Regions from separate parts of the Homo sapiens genome. Here regions 1 and 3 are each linked to region 2. Evidence: chromatin loops called from intact Hi-C (ENCODE). Cell type or tissue: endothelial cell of umbilical vein. All regions are shown on one strand. Region 1 overlaps DMD (dystrophin). Region 2 overlaps DMD (dystrophin). Region 3 overlaps DMD (dystrophin).

The links. Peaks named below come from ENCODE experiments on the same cell type or tissue, not always from the same donor. Only the 100,000 strongest peaks of a DNase experiment are listed, where the experiment ranks them.
Region 1: it touches region 2 in a loop (2.4-fold over the local background); 9 of 110 quality-filtered maps call a loop at or near these places.
Region 3: a loop joins it to region 2, with 5 times the contacts of the local background. A loop is called at or near these places in 3 of 110 quality-filtered maps.

Annotation. Positions count from the first base shown.
Region 1 is chrX:31,264,595-31,268,594 of GRCh38, reverse strand. The region is part of intron 62 of DMD (dystrophin); the gene reads left to right. Among named protein-coding and RNA genes, the nearest start is that of FTHL17, 190 kb to the right of the region's middle. RefSeq lists enhancers at 1,349-1,398, 1,419-1,478 and silencers at 1,519-1,648, 1,989-2,088. In endothelial cell of umbilical vein, no CTCF peak of the experiment used is centred here; a DNase peak (open chromatin) is centred at 1,684; H3K4me3 peaks cover 1,990 bases; H3K27ac peaks cover 569 bases.
Region 2 is chrX:31,207,090-31,211,089 of GRCh38, reverse strand. It overlaps DMD (dystrophin), which reads left to right. Exons shown (of 79, transcript NM_004006.3): 65 at 1,391-1,592. Among named protein-coding and RNA genes, the nearest start is that of FTHL17, 140 kb to the right of the region's middle. In endothelial cell of umbilical vein, no CTCF peak of the experiment used is centred here; a DNase peak (open chromatin) is centred at 1,699; H3K27ac peaks cover 1,358 bases.
Region 3 is chrX:31,127,215-31,131,214 of GRCh38, reverse strand. All of the region lies in intron 77 of DMD (dystrophin), which reads left to right. Among named protein-coding and RNA genes, the nearest start is that of FTHL17, 57 kb to the right of the region's middle. In endothelial cell of umbilical vein, no CTCF peak of the experiment used is centred here; a DNase peak (open chromatin) is centred at 2,154; H3K27ac peaks cover 1,232 bases.

The DNA.
Region 1 (4,000 bases), 58 kb before region 2:
TACTATTAGACCAAGGGACAACTTCAGCCAAAGCAAATCTTAGTGTGCCCCCCTCAGACCGTAATAGCAGCTGCCTCCACAACTCACTAGCTTAAAATTGCTAAAGGGCAACACTAAGTAATCTCAGTGTATGAGCCAGAATGCCAGAAGAAGTGCCATATTTGCTTAAAAATAGCAATACCGATCATACTTACATGCACATATCTTTAGTGATAACATTTACCTTTATATTTGGTTTGTTAAAGGTAATAAAGAATCCTGGCATTCCCTTTTGCTTTTGTCCAGATACTTTATTTTTGCCTCTTTTGCCATGCTATAGCATTAGATAAAGCAAAACGGGTGTGCTTCCACCTAAAACATTCTAGGGGGAAAAATGTTGAGCAGAAAAGGATTATTTCAAAAGAAGCCGGATATGGTGGCATGCACCTGTCATCGCAGGCACTTGGAGGCTGAAGTGGGAGGATTGCTTGAGCCCAGGAGTTGGGAGACCAGCCTGGGCAACACAGTGAGACCCCCATCCCTTAAGAAATAAATTTTAAAAAGGGGACCACATTTAAACTGTAGACCGAAGTGGAATGAATCAATCGGAAAGGAGAGTGGAAAGCAAATGTTTGAAAGAAAATAAAAAGAAAAGCAAGCCAACAAAATAAATGGACAAAGAAGGGCAGTGAAAATATCACTAACAGTTTATCGTAAGATGCTCTTTGGATGCTAATCTAAGGTGTTATGTGAAGTTTGCAGAAAATTCTTGTGCTAATGAAGGCTTTCTTCTTCTTTTGAGTATTTCCAAGCTTGAAATAATTGTGTGTAGTTAACTTCTATCATCATACTGCAAACTCTAAAATTAGAATTATTTGAACTGTTCAGGCCCTGTAACTTTTCCAATAAAATATTCTATTAGAAACAAGTTCCTTCTAGATCTTCCTAAAAGAATACTAAAGGACCAAACCGTGCAACAGCACTGGTGGTATTGTCTTAATTTAGAGAGTCCATACCAGTGATTCTCAAACATTAGTATGCTCAGAGTTTCTGGTTCAATAGGTCTGGGCCGGGCCCAGGGAATTTTCATTTCTAAGAAGTTCGCAGGTGATACTGATAACTGCTGTTCCCAGGGTCTACATTTTGAGATCCGCTGCTATGTCACAAATCCAAATCCAAAGTCTTTTTAACAATCCCTTTTAGCCCAGGATGAGCCTAACGGCAATTTCACGTCCTTATCGCCGGCCACTTTAATCTTCAACTGAGGAGGAAGGGAGAGTGAGAATTATGTATATAATTTTTTTCTTTTATTTTTTAAAAAGAAAACTCCAAGCCCACACTCTTAATTATCTGGGATGAGGTCATTTGCACCTGGGTCATTTATTTAGACAACAAGTAGTCTTGCTAGAGGCTTTAAGGAGGTGTTAGCAGAGCGGTGTGTGGCTTCCAGGTTCCTGGGTCTACCTTAAATCCCCATCCTCTTTCTTTCTTTCTTTCTTTCTTTCTTTCTCTTTTCTTTTTCCTTTCCGTTTTGAAAGCCCCAACTGCCCAGTCTCTGGGTGTCCGGGTTCCCAGGTCCCTAGGTGGGGGCGGAGCCCGACACGGCCCCGCCCCGTCTGCCCGCAGCGCCCCCTCCCCGGCCCGCCCGCGCCGGCTCCTCCGCAGTGCTTTCAGCTGTGAGCTTGGGCGGCGGCGGCGGCGGCGCTCCACTTTCGGGGAGCCCGGCGGCTCTGGGAAGCTCACTCCTCCACTCGTACCCACACTCGACCGCGGAGCCCTTGCAGCCATGAGGGAACAGCTCAAAGGGTAAGTGGATCGCGGCCCCGGCCCCGTCTGATGGCCGCAATCCGTGCACTTGTGGCGCGAGCAGGGGGCAAGCTGAGGCGGTCAAAACTTGGACAGGCGCGGCGGCTGGACCCGGGGCGCCGGGCGGCTGGGCGTCTAGGAACCTCTCCCGCGGGTTCCCGCGGCGCGGCTGCAGGTGCGCCCCCGGGGTTTCTCCCCAGGCGCCGGGCTAGTGGGGGAACCTCTTCCCTCGGCTTTGGGACGGGCTCGGAGAGAAAAAGCTGATTTCTCCCCGTCCCCAGAGGGGATAACGCGTTCCTCACGCGGGGATTGGGGCCGGGGGAGCTTTTCACTCCTTTCCAGGCTGCCAGTGTGGACGTGAGCAAGGCTGGCTGTTCCTAAATCGTCGCTCTTACTCGTAGAAGGAAGGGGCGCACGCGGCGCTACCTTCCATTGCACTGCAAGTGCCAAAAGGTCAACTTTCTGCCTGATTTCTTCCGAGGATTCCAACTGACATTTCCCTCGCTGCATTTTCTACCGTGCTCATTCCATGCCCCAAGACCTGCAGAAATCAGGAAAGAAAGAACAAACAACTAAAGCCCAGAAGTCAAAGATTTCAGGGGGTGGGGATTTTTGTTTGTTTGGGCTTTTTTTTTTTTTTTTTTTTTTTTGCCCTTCGGGATTGGGTGTGGAGTCATTTCTAGGGTGTTCTCTCGCATTTCTCCAGGTGTCTGTGCTCATCTTCAAGCAAAGTTTGTCACTCCCAATCCCAGCACGGCAATAAAAAGGGCAGAACACTTTGCTTATATTAGTCAAATTTGAAGTTAAGTTTGAAGCTTTAAATTGAAGGGGTTTAGTTGCTCGAGGGAGGCATAATATTAATTATAAACTGTTTTTACATCATGAAAAAAATCCATCCGATTTAAGTGGTGAACTTTTAAGTGGCGTCTTTAAGTGAAATCTACATTTTTCCTTGGGCAATAAACTCTTCTTGGTCTTCTGCTTTATCCCTGTCATCTCTCCTTGTCACCCACCCCCCCCCCCCCCACACCCCCAATCAACCTTTCTTTTTTTGCCTAGCTTTTTTATTGCCTTTTACTCAAGCCCCTCTTTGGAGGATACATTTGCTGTTGGAGAAGCGAGTGGAGCAAATGAAGCAACACGGTTATATGAAAGGTCTCTGACCCTTGAACACCGTGGAATTGGTTTCAGTCATCATTGTTTGATCTCCGATTGGACACGACCCTGAAAAGAAATTGCTTTGACCAAAGTTGAGGGTGGGTAGGAGTTAAACCTTGAAAAGCAAATAAAACGGAGGACAACTAACAGCTGGAACAGCCACCGAGGCAATCATCTTTGCCCTGGCTTTAGCCAGACAGAATAAAATGGTAAATATCCCAGGGAACAAGAAATGGGGAACTAGAATGGATTTCTGATGCTTATATTGATGCCCACCCCTCCAAACCCCTGCCCCACGGTAGCAGAAACTTTAAAATATATTTTACCATCCACACCCTGCCAGTATTCCAGCAATGCAAGCCAAGTTCAACAATTCAGCACGCAAATGCCAAGGTTCCTCTAGAAAAAGAGTCTGATCCTCAGATTAAAGGGAAATCATTTGTGTGTGTGGATCAATGGGCTCCAGATTATATATGAAACCAAACTCTAATCCTCTGCAAATCGCAAGAGAACGCTCCCTTTTTATATTGCTGCATAGCGATTAGTTTTCTCCCTGGGAAGTAGTGGACAGATAGTTTTTTAAAAAGGCAACTGTTTGGAATATTTTCAGTACCAAATAACAATGGTGGCAGAAGAAATCTTATTTTAATTAGGCAACTGCCATTTTCCCAGCCACAGCAGTAGATATTTGTTACTTTTTATAAGTGTTTAATGTTTGTTTTTAAGAAACTAAAAAAGCAATTCCAATAAGTCTGATTATTCCAGCACTGACAGCAGGAACAGCTCTGAGGCAGTTATAATAACCTTGCACACTACTTGAAACTAAAGCAGGTGAGAGAAAATTTAAATTGTATGGTAGGAAATTAGGTCAGCCTTGTGCTCAGTAGAGTAATGCTTTAATTTCTTATTATTGACAAGTAGGTGTTGCTGGGGTCTTTTGTCATAGTCGATGACTTTATATTTTAATTTGCATCAGGGTCCTATCACCGCCTCAAATAAAAGGGAAAAAGATTATCATGGTTTGTAGAAAGAAGAAGGAGAGGGGAAATCTTCGTAT
Region 2 (4,000 bases):
TAAAGAAAGTCTCAGCTTCCATGAAAAGGGTCATTTCTCTATCTTTAGAGTATTTCAGAGCAAAAACAGAGGGGCCTTCCCTTCCAAGGGAGGAGTGCAGACTCCTGCTTCCACCACCATGTCTGTTTCATGCTTCTGGGGAAACTCCAGGATTTTCTGTTTTCCTTTTTTTAAAAGAGAAAAATGTGTGCGCAATATAGGTGGAAAAGTATTTTTGCACAAACCTACATAGGTATTAACCACTATTTTTGTTTTTTTCTTAATATTTAATTAGAACTGGCCATGAATAACTTGTAAAATATACTAAAGCCTTAAGTTTGCATTTCTTTATTACTGGGAAAGGTGTTTACTGAGCGGGATTTACCTCTATTTATGTGAACTACATTTATAATTGAATTGCCCCTTCCCCCTAGATGCATGAGAGATTTACTTAATTAGCATTGATTCCTTGCCTCAAAGGACTGAGAATTCCAACCAGAGCTTAGGTGTATAAGGTAGTATAAAAGCAATGTTGTTGTGTTTCTAGTTTGGCTAATAAATTGGCTTTAGAGAAATGCATCTTTTCATGACACTTGGGAATAAAGCTTGTGATTTGCTGATGTTGGACAAGGTTGAAGTTTCACTTTTGTTAAATTTTTGTCCCCAGCATAAGATTAAACACCTCCTCAGATCAAGGGAATTTTCCTCCCTCAGCCTTATAAAGTTGTTAGAGGACTTAGAAAGAATATTATGAAATACAATTTGAAGGTGAAAGGAGAAATAAGCGAGCCTCAGGTCTGAAAACTGGATAGATTATGCAATTACTTTAGTTTGCCTATAGAAAATTTTAGTGGAGAGTATTTTTTTCACCTAATATTAGGGTAGCAGAGAGATGCTGAGGTGACTGATATTTCAAGGAGAAAAGCGCTTAATGATTATAAATGCATAGCTAGAAATAGAGTTTACACAACCTTAGCCATACAGATTAATCTAACAGATCTTCTCTAATGCTAATACAAGAAAGTATCATCGGATCTCTTTAAAAATTTCTGCTAAAACATTTTTTTTTTCTTATTCAGGTGACAATTGACTCTGTTTATGTAGAACAGGCTAGGTCCCCTTAACTCTCAGATATTCCCCAGTAATCCAAGGATGGGAATTATATCTTTGCCCATATCTTCACCCAATGCCAGTGAGATTTAAGAACAACTTCAGATCCTGAATACTGATCAAACTCATCAACTTAGAGTCGAGGCATAAAAATAAAACACCTTTCAAAGAGAGTGTGGTTCACGTTTGGTGTTTATTAAAGGGTATGAGAGAGTCCTAGCTAGGATTCTCAGAGGAAAAAGGACACTGAAAGGAAGGTTTTACTCTTTGAGTCATTTGTGATTTTATTTGTTTTTTGCAGTGGATCTCTTGAGCCTGTCAGCTGCATGTGATGCCTTGGACCAGCACAACCTCAAGCAAAATGACCAGCCCATGGATATCCTGCAGATTATTAATTGTTTGACCACTATTTATGACCGCCTGGAGCAAGAGCACAACAATTTGGTCAACGTCCCTCTCTGCGTGGATATGTGTCTGAACTGGCTGCTGAATGTTTATGATACGTACGTATGGCATGTTTTTATTTCCCGGGCTCTGTCACAGGAGGCTTAGCGTACAGAATGGTGAAGTGTAATTAGCATTACAACAGGGCCCTGGAAGCTGTGGACCTAATGCTCTTCCTGTGATAAATCATTTTTGCATTTATGACTTGAAAAATATTTTGATAAGCTAGGAGTTAAGAGCCAGAATGTAGATTGCTCTCAGATTAGAAAACAAACAAAACCCTGAGACACTCATTTTGCAAATAGTGGAATGAGTCGACATATAGCCTTTGGTTCTTTCCCTTTCTCGCCCATGGATTTTGGAATTCTTCCATGCACTTCAGGGGTGGCTTCCTCTCACTGGCGGCCATGGCTGTGCTCCTGGAGATACTGGCACACCTGTCTCCAGATCAGAATGGTCTTAGCTGATACTTAGGACACTTTTGCAGAAGATTATGAATTGATAGGCCAAACAAAATGAAAACAAGCCCTTAATACAGCAAACTTAGCTTCTCAAACTGAGAACATTTTTCGTTTTCTTTTGTTTTTTAATAAGATTTTATGAAGTTTCAGTTTGGCGCCTCCATTCATCACTCTCTCTTAGAGAACAATTGTTTGTTTTGGATTGCACACAAGGGAGATATCCCCAGTTCTGATTTTTTTTTTTCTTGAGCTTAATGAAGACAATTGAAGAAGGGAGCAGAAGGAATTGGTCTTAATTTTGCCTAAATTCTTCTTAGATCTCAAAATTATTACATGCCTCATTTCACCAATCAAGAACATACTCCCATTTGGAAATCTGGGAAGGTTTTCTGAAAAGAGTTGCAAAACAACTGTTTTGCCTTTTACCTTTGTTGTAGACTTCTACTACCTTTTGAACTAAAATTTATACCTTTTTTTCTTTCTTATTTTGATAAGGTATTGCTTTTTAAAATTTCAGGACCACCTGACTATTACATTCATCATAGTCATCTACCAAGTCCTTGAACATGTCGGATTTCAATTGTGAACTACGTTCACATTAGTTTTGATAAGAGTTTGTATTCAGGTTTCCCCTCAAATATATTTTGGCACTGTTTTCTTTGCAGATGACATGTGAATGCATTCTGAATGTATAACTTCCTTCTACCTGACTGAAAAGTATTTGGTGACAATTTTAACTCCTTGAAGACCTGAGTTGCTGTATAAAGTGGATTTGTTAAATTTTGATCTACCTTTTCTTAAGAGGGAGAAAGATAAGAAAATTTTCCAGTGATAGGAATTTGTTTAGTCCATTAGTGCCCAGGATTTCTTTTTGACTGAGGGATTTAATAAATTTTAGTAGCTGGAAGTTGAGCATATTGTTCACCGAAAATAACCGCCATTGGGACCTATCCTTTGTGATTTTGAAGTGCTAATAGGCGAATTATTCTGAAATATTTTCTCCTTTTTCTTTTTACCAATATCTAAGGGCCAGTAGCTTTCCGTAATAAAATAAGAAGCCAAAAAACTATTGAAAGACACTTTTTAACTTTAATTTTAGGTTTCGGGGTATTATGTGAAGGTCTGTTACATAGGTAAACTCACGTCACGGGGGTTTGTTGTACAGATTATTTCATCACTCAGGTATTAACCCATTTATGCCTAGTGTTCCATTATTGGAACACTAAGCTTGTGGGAATTATTCCTATCCTACTGCTCAAGGTCATCGCCAAGGTCTGATTTTCACAAAAAGTAATATGCAGCCTCCAGCATAAATGGGTTAAGCGCAGTACCCAACAGTTGTCTTTTCTGCTCCTCTCCCTCCTTCCACCCTCCACCCTCAAGACCCCAGTATCTGTTGTTCCCTTGTGTTCGTGAGCTCTCATCATTTAGCTTCCACTTAGAAGTGAGAACATGCAGTATTTACTTTTCTGTTTCTGCATTAGTTTGCTAAGGATAATAGTCTCCAGCTAATCCGTGTTCAAAAGACATGATCTCATTCTTTTTTATAGCTGCATGGTATTCCATAGTGTATATGTACCATATTTCTCATTGATGGGCATTCATATTGATTCCATGTCTTGAAAGACATTTTCTACAAAATGGAAAACTTTTCATTCTTATTTTTCCTTTTTTTCCCCCATGGATAAAATTAGCTTATTAATAAATTTGTTATGTGAAATGCTTTATTTCAGTTTTCTATATGCAAATATAGAAAATGCTATGCAAATAAAAGCAATCTATATTAAAACACTGATATAGCAACAGGTTATTTATAAATTTATTTTTTAGATCATATATTTGAATGTTGTTTAATAGAGTATGATATTTTTCTTACGGAGATAAACATTTATATTCTATATTATGTGTTATGTGGCCTGAAGTAATTAATTTTCTTTCAATAAGGGGCAATCTGATGAAGATCTGAGCATTTAAGAGGGCTGAGCAGTTAGTTGCTGGTAATTTTT
Region 3 (4,000 bases), 80 kb after region 2:
CCTGGTTGAATTATCTTTCAAAAAAATTTAAATTTTGAGATTTTTGCCGTGGAAGTTTCTGCCAAGACGTTGCTAATGTCTCAGAGACCTTTATAGTTTTATTCTAACACTACCATCCATGTTCTCATTGTTGTGTTACAAAAAACAAAGTTCATGATTGCTACAGCTGTTTTGGACAGCTGTTTGAGTAACTCAAAACAGATGTGAGAGCCAGAGGTCTGACATTTAGTGGAAATGTGCTATTAAATACCACCGCGTGGTTTACTTAACCCTGCTAGATAATTGCCCACAGAGGAAAAGCCGTTTTTAAAAAACTTATGCTCTTCATAAACATAAAGTATATAGATAGGTAAGCTATTATGTACCTCAAATTTACAACTTTTCTGTTGCCCCTTGCCACAGAGTTGGTCCTGAAGGTGTCAGCTAACCTTTCTTTATCTTTTATTTTCACAAAGAGTACCTGGAAGCCAAGAAAAGTCAAGTGCCTTATTTATGGCCATTCAGCAGGTTAAGTTAGGCTTCTAATCTTATCTTAATGGCTTTGCTAAACTGTTATCAAAATTAATAAATGAGTGGCATGCTTCTCCATTTAGTGATAAACCGATGGCCAACACTATCCTGCATAATAGGCAATATAAGCAGGAGCATATTCAAGATATGAATGTGTAAACATTCAGCTTTGTGATTATATCTTTCTGGTTGGTCTCTAGATATACTTAGTTGTTCACAAACACTTGGGAGATTTGAGTGGCTCAGTGTATATTTGAACACTGAATATTAGCCAATTTCTATCTAATCTGTCTATCTCTAATCTCTTCCTTTGTAAGTATATGTGTAGAAATTGAATTATAGTGTAATAAGTCATTATCTACTTTACTATAAGGTACTCTCTAAAGCTCTGCCATTCTATAGGAAAACTACATGGGTACAATAAACAAACGTAATTTAAAAAATAACCCCATTAAGTGATTTGTCCATAAGTCTCTGATCATTTAGCAGACTAACAAAGATATTTTTATATGTATGTGCATTGATGAAAGAAACGCTCTCCTAGTCAGTAGTATGGTATTAGGCTCTCTAAAATGTGGTACCACTTTATATAGATGAATGAATAATAGGAGCCAAGATAAGCTCTTAATGCAGTAAAACAATCCAGAAAGCAGTTAGCAGTGCTACTATTTCTGCTACCTGTACAATCTCTTGCCTACTGACCTGTGCCACATTATCTCCACCAGCCCATGCCATCCTCTTTTTTTCATACCATCCCCTCTCAAATAAGCCCGCGTACATTCTATCAAATACCCCTAAATTACCAACCCAACAGCTTTGTAAAACCTACCGTCTTTTAAAATTAAAATCTTATTCTGTGGTTCTTTTATGGAAGAGCAACATAAAGAACAAAGGCAGATAGAAATATGGTGTGCCCTTTTTCAGGCACCATTCTGTTTCCTGTATGCTCCCACAAAGGATTTGAGCGGTTATCCCTTTAATCCAGGACTAGCAAACTACATACAGCCCAAATGCCAAATCTGGCCCAATACCTGTTTTTATAAAGCTTTATTGGAACACAGCCATACCCATTCATTTACATGTTGCCTATAGTTGCTTTCTCATTACCAGGGCAGAGTAGTTGCAGCAGTGCTGAATAGCTGGTCCAGAGACCGTGGGCTTGCAAAGCCTGAAATATTTACTATCTGGCCCTTTATGGGGAAAATTTGCCAATCCCTGCTTTACGCTATTATTTCGTTGTCCATTCTGACTCATTACATGTATAGAGTCACAGGCTTCTGTGCTGATCAACTTTCAGCTGAACAAGATTATTGAGCTGAAATTGAATTGATTTATAGATTTATATTCATATTCACCAAAGAGCCTGCAAGTGTGGCCATTTGAATTTTTTTGACTTATAAAATAACAGAAATCCTAAAAAGGGACTTATTCTTCCTTAAGTATTTTAAATAGTCAGTGAATTAATATAAAAGAGGCTAAAAGCACCCAGAAACAGTACTGTCCTGCAATTCCAACTCTAAAATAATGAATTACAATCAATAATGTCAATTTTATAGTGCCCGAGGAAATTAGACTTCTCGGGACCTGACCAAGCCCTTTATTTAGACTCAGGACTGCCCCAGCACACTTCCCTTTTGTCTTGATTCATTTCCTGACAACACATCACATTGCCAGATGGACACTGTAACTGAAGGTCTACAGAAACTCATTTCCAAAAAAAAATAAATGTTTAGAAAATGAAACATATCTGAAACTTTATTTATCGGTCAAGAACTTTTAAAAATGTTGTAATCAAGTAGCCTCTGTTTTGTCAGCGTAGAACTAGTCCTTTTACAGTAGAAAATATCATTTGTTTTTAACTTTTTCTAAAGTGAAAAAAAGGACCTTCCTTTTGTAATGTGTTAATGAGTACGTGGGGACCCAAGTGATGAGGGAGGATTTTAGAAGAGATTAGAGTTAGCTTGGCTCTGGGAGGTCCATTTTCATAAAATATGGTTTCTGAAGAAGGATCTGGAACATAACACAAGTCATTTGCTGCTACATATTAAGAAATAATCAATTGATAACTGAGTTCTGAATATGGCTTAGTGTAGAATTACTAAAGATATGTATCATTAAGCATTCAAAGAATCATCGTTACATTCTGAAGTACATAACCATAATTACATTCTAAATCACATGGCTTTCTAACAACACTGTCCTTCCTAAAGATCTCAAGTTTTCAAAACTAGACCAAAGTTACATGCCGAAACAAGTTACCCACCTTTGGCATCCAAACTAAAGTGTGCCAGTGAAGGGCAAGTTACTTATAACACAGAAGGACTCCTCTTGGTCATGACCCAACTACTACTTTACCAATTCACTTCAGCCAGTATTTATCAAATACCAAAAGTGTGTATATACGGTACAGGGCATTGGGCATAGAGAGGTGGATGAGCAACATGTGGACCCCGTCCTCAAGAGGCTTATAGTCTTACAGGGGAAGGGAATTAATTCTGCCACCAGACAGTATTATGAAACATAAAGATACTTTTTTAAAAAAACCTTGCTAAAGGAATCAAAAAGAAGGGGTGAGTGATTCATACTGGGATTTCAGCCATCAAGGAAAGAATGATGTTCTCCTCCCCAAATGATGGGAACATCATTTGGTATGGATCTCCCACTAGTGACACCCACAGCTGAGGAGCTAGTACCCATTTTTCTCCCTCTTTTCCCTGGCTTGAGGAGCATCTTAAATACCTGGCCCTTACGTGGTCAAGCTGAAAATCTGATACTCCTAAGAAATCGCTGAGTCATGTAGGAAATTCAGAAGGAAGAGAGGAAGGGAGAGAAGGAGAAAGGGAGGGAAGAAAGAGAAGGAGAGAGGGAAGAAAAACTTAGAAACTATCCTTAAATGTATACTAGAAGTTTTGAACCCTAACCTTGAGTGAGTTTTGAAAGGTTTCTATTGGTGTCGTAGCTCCATACCTCTTCATTCCAGACTAGTAGTTCTCAAATTGTTTCAGGGAGTTTTTAGTCTTCTTGGAGCCACTGAGAATGATGGGTGGAGGGGAAAGGGAGATGCTGTACAGGATCTCTCACAGCTCTGCTTTGAACTGCTCAAAATATTGGAATTCCATATAAGATTGTTTTAGGAGATGTCCCATTGCTATAGTTAAAACAGTTTGAAAACCAAGATTTTAAAGGAAATTGCATGCCCAAGACAGGCTATTGACATGTATGGACAGAAGTCCCTACTTTTCTGTCCAATTATGACTTATCATAGAACACTTTCTCATCAGAGTCTACTTTTGAAATACAAATAAATGCATACAGATGTAGGAATCTATGAATCAAGGCCAGTGGGTCTTTAGCCATTGCCTCGTAAGGCTCCTGATATTTGCTGAATTGGGGAGGAAGTGGAAAGCTCATTCCTGGATCTGGCTCTGTGGCTTGCCCATTACTGGGACTTACCTCTTCCCCTCATCTGTTCTTTCTGTTTTCTCAAATG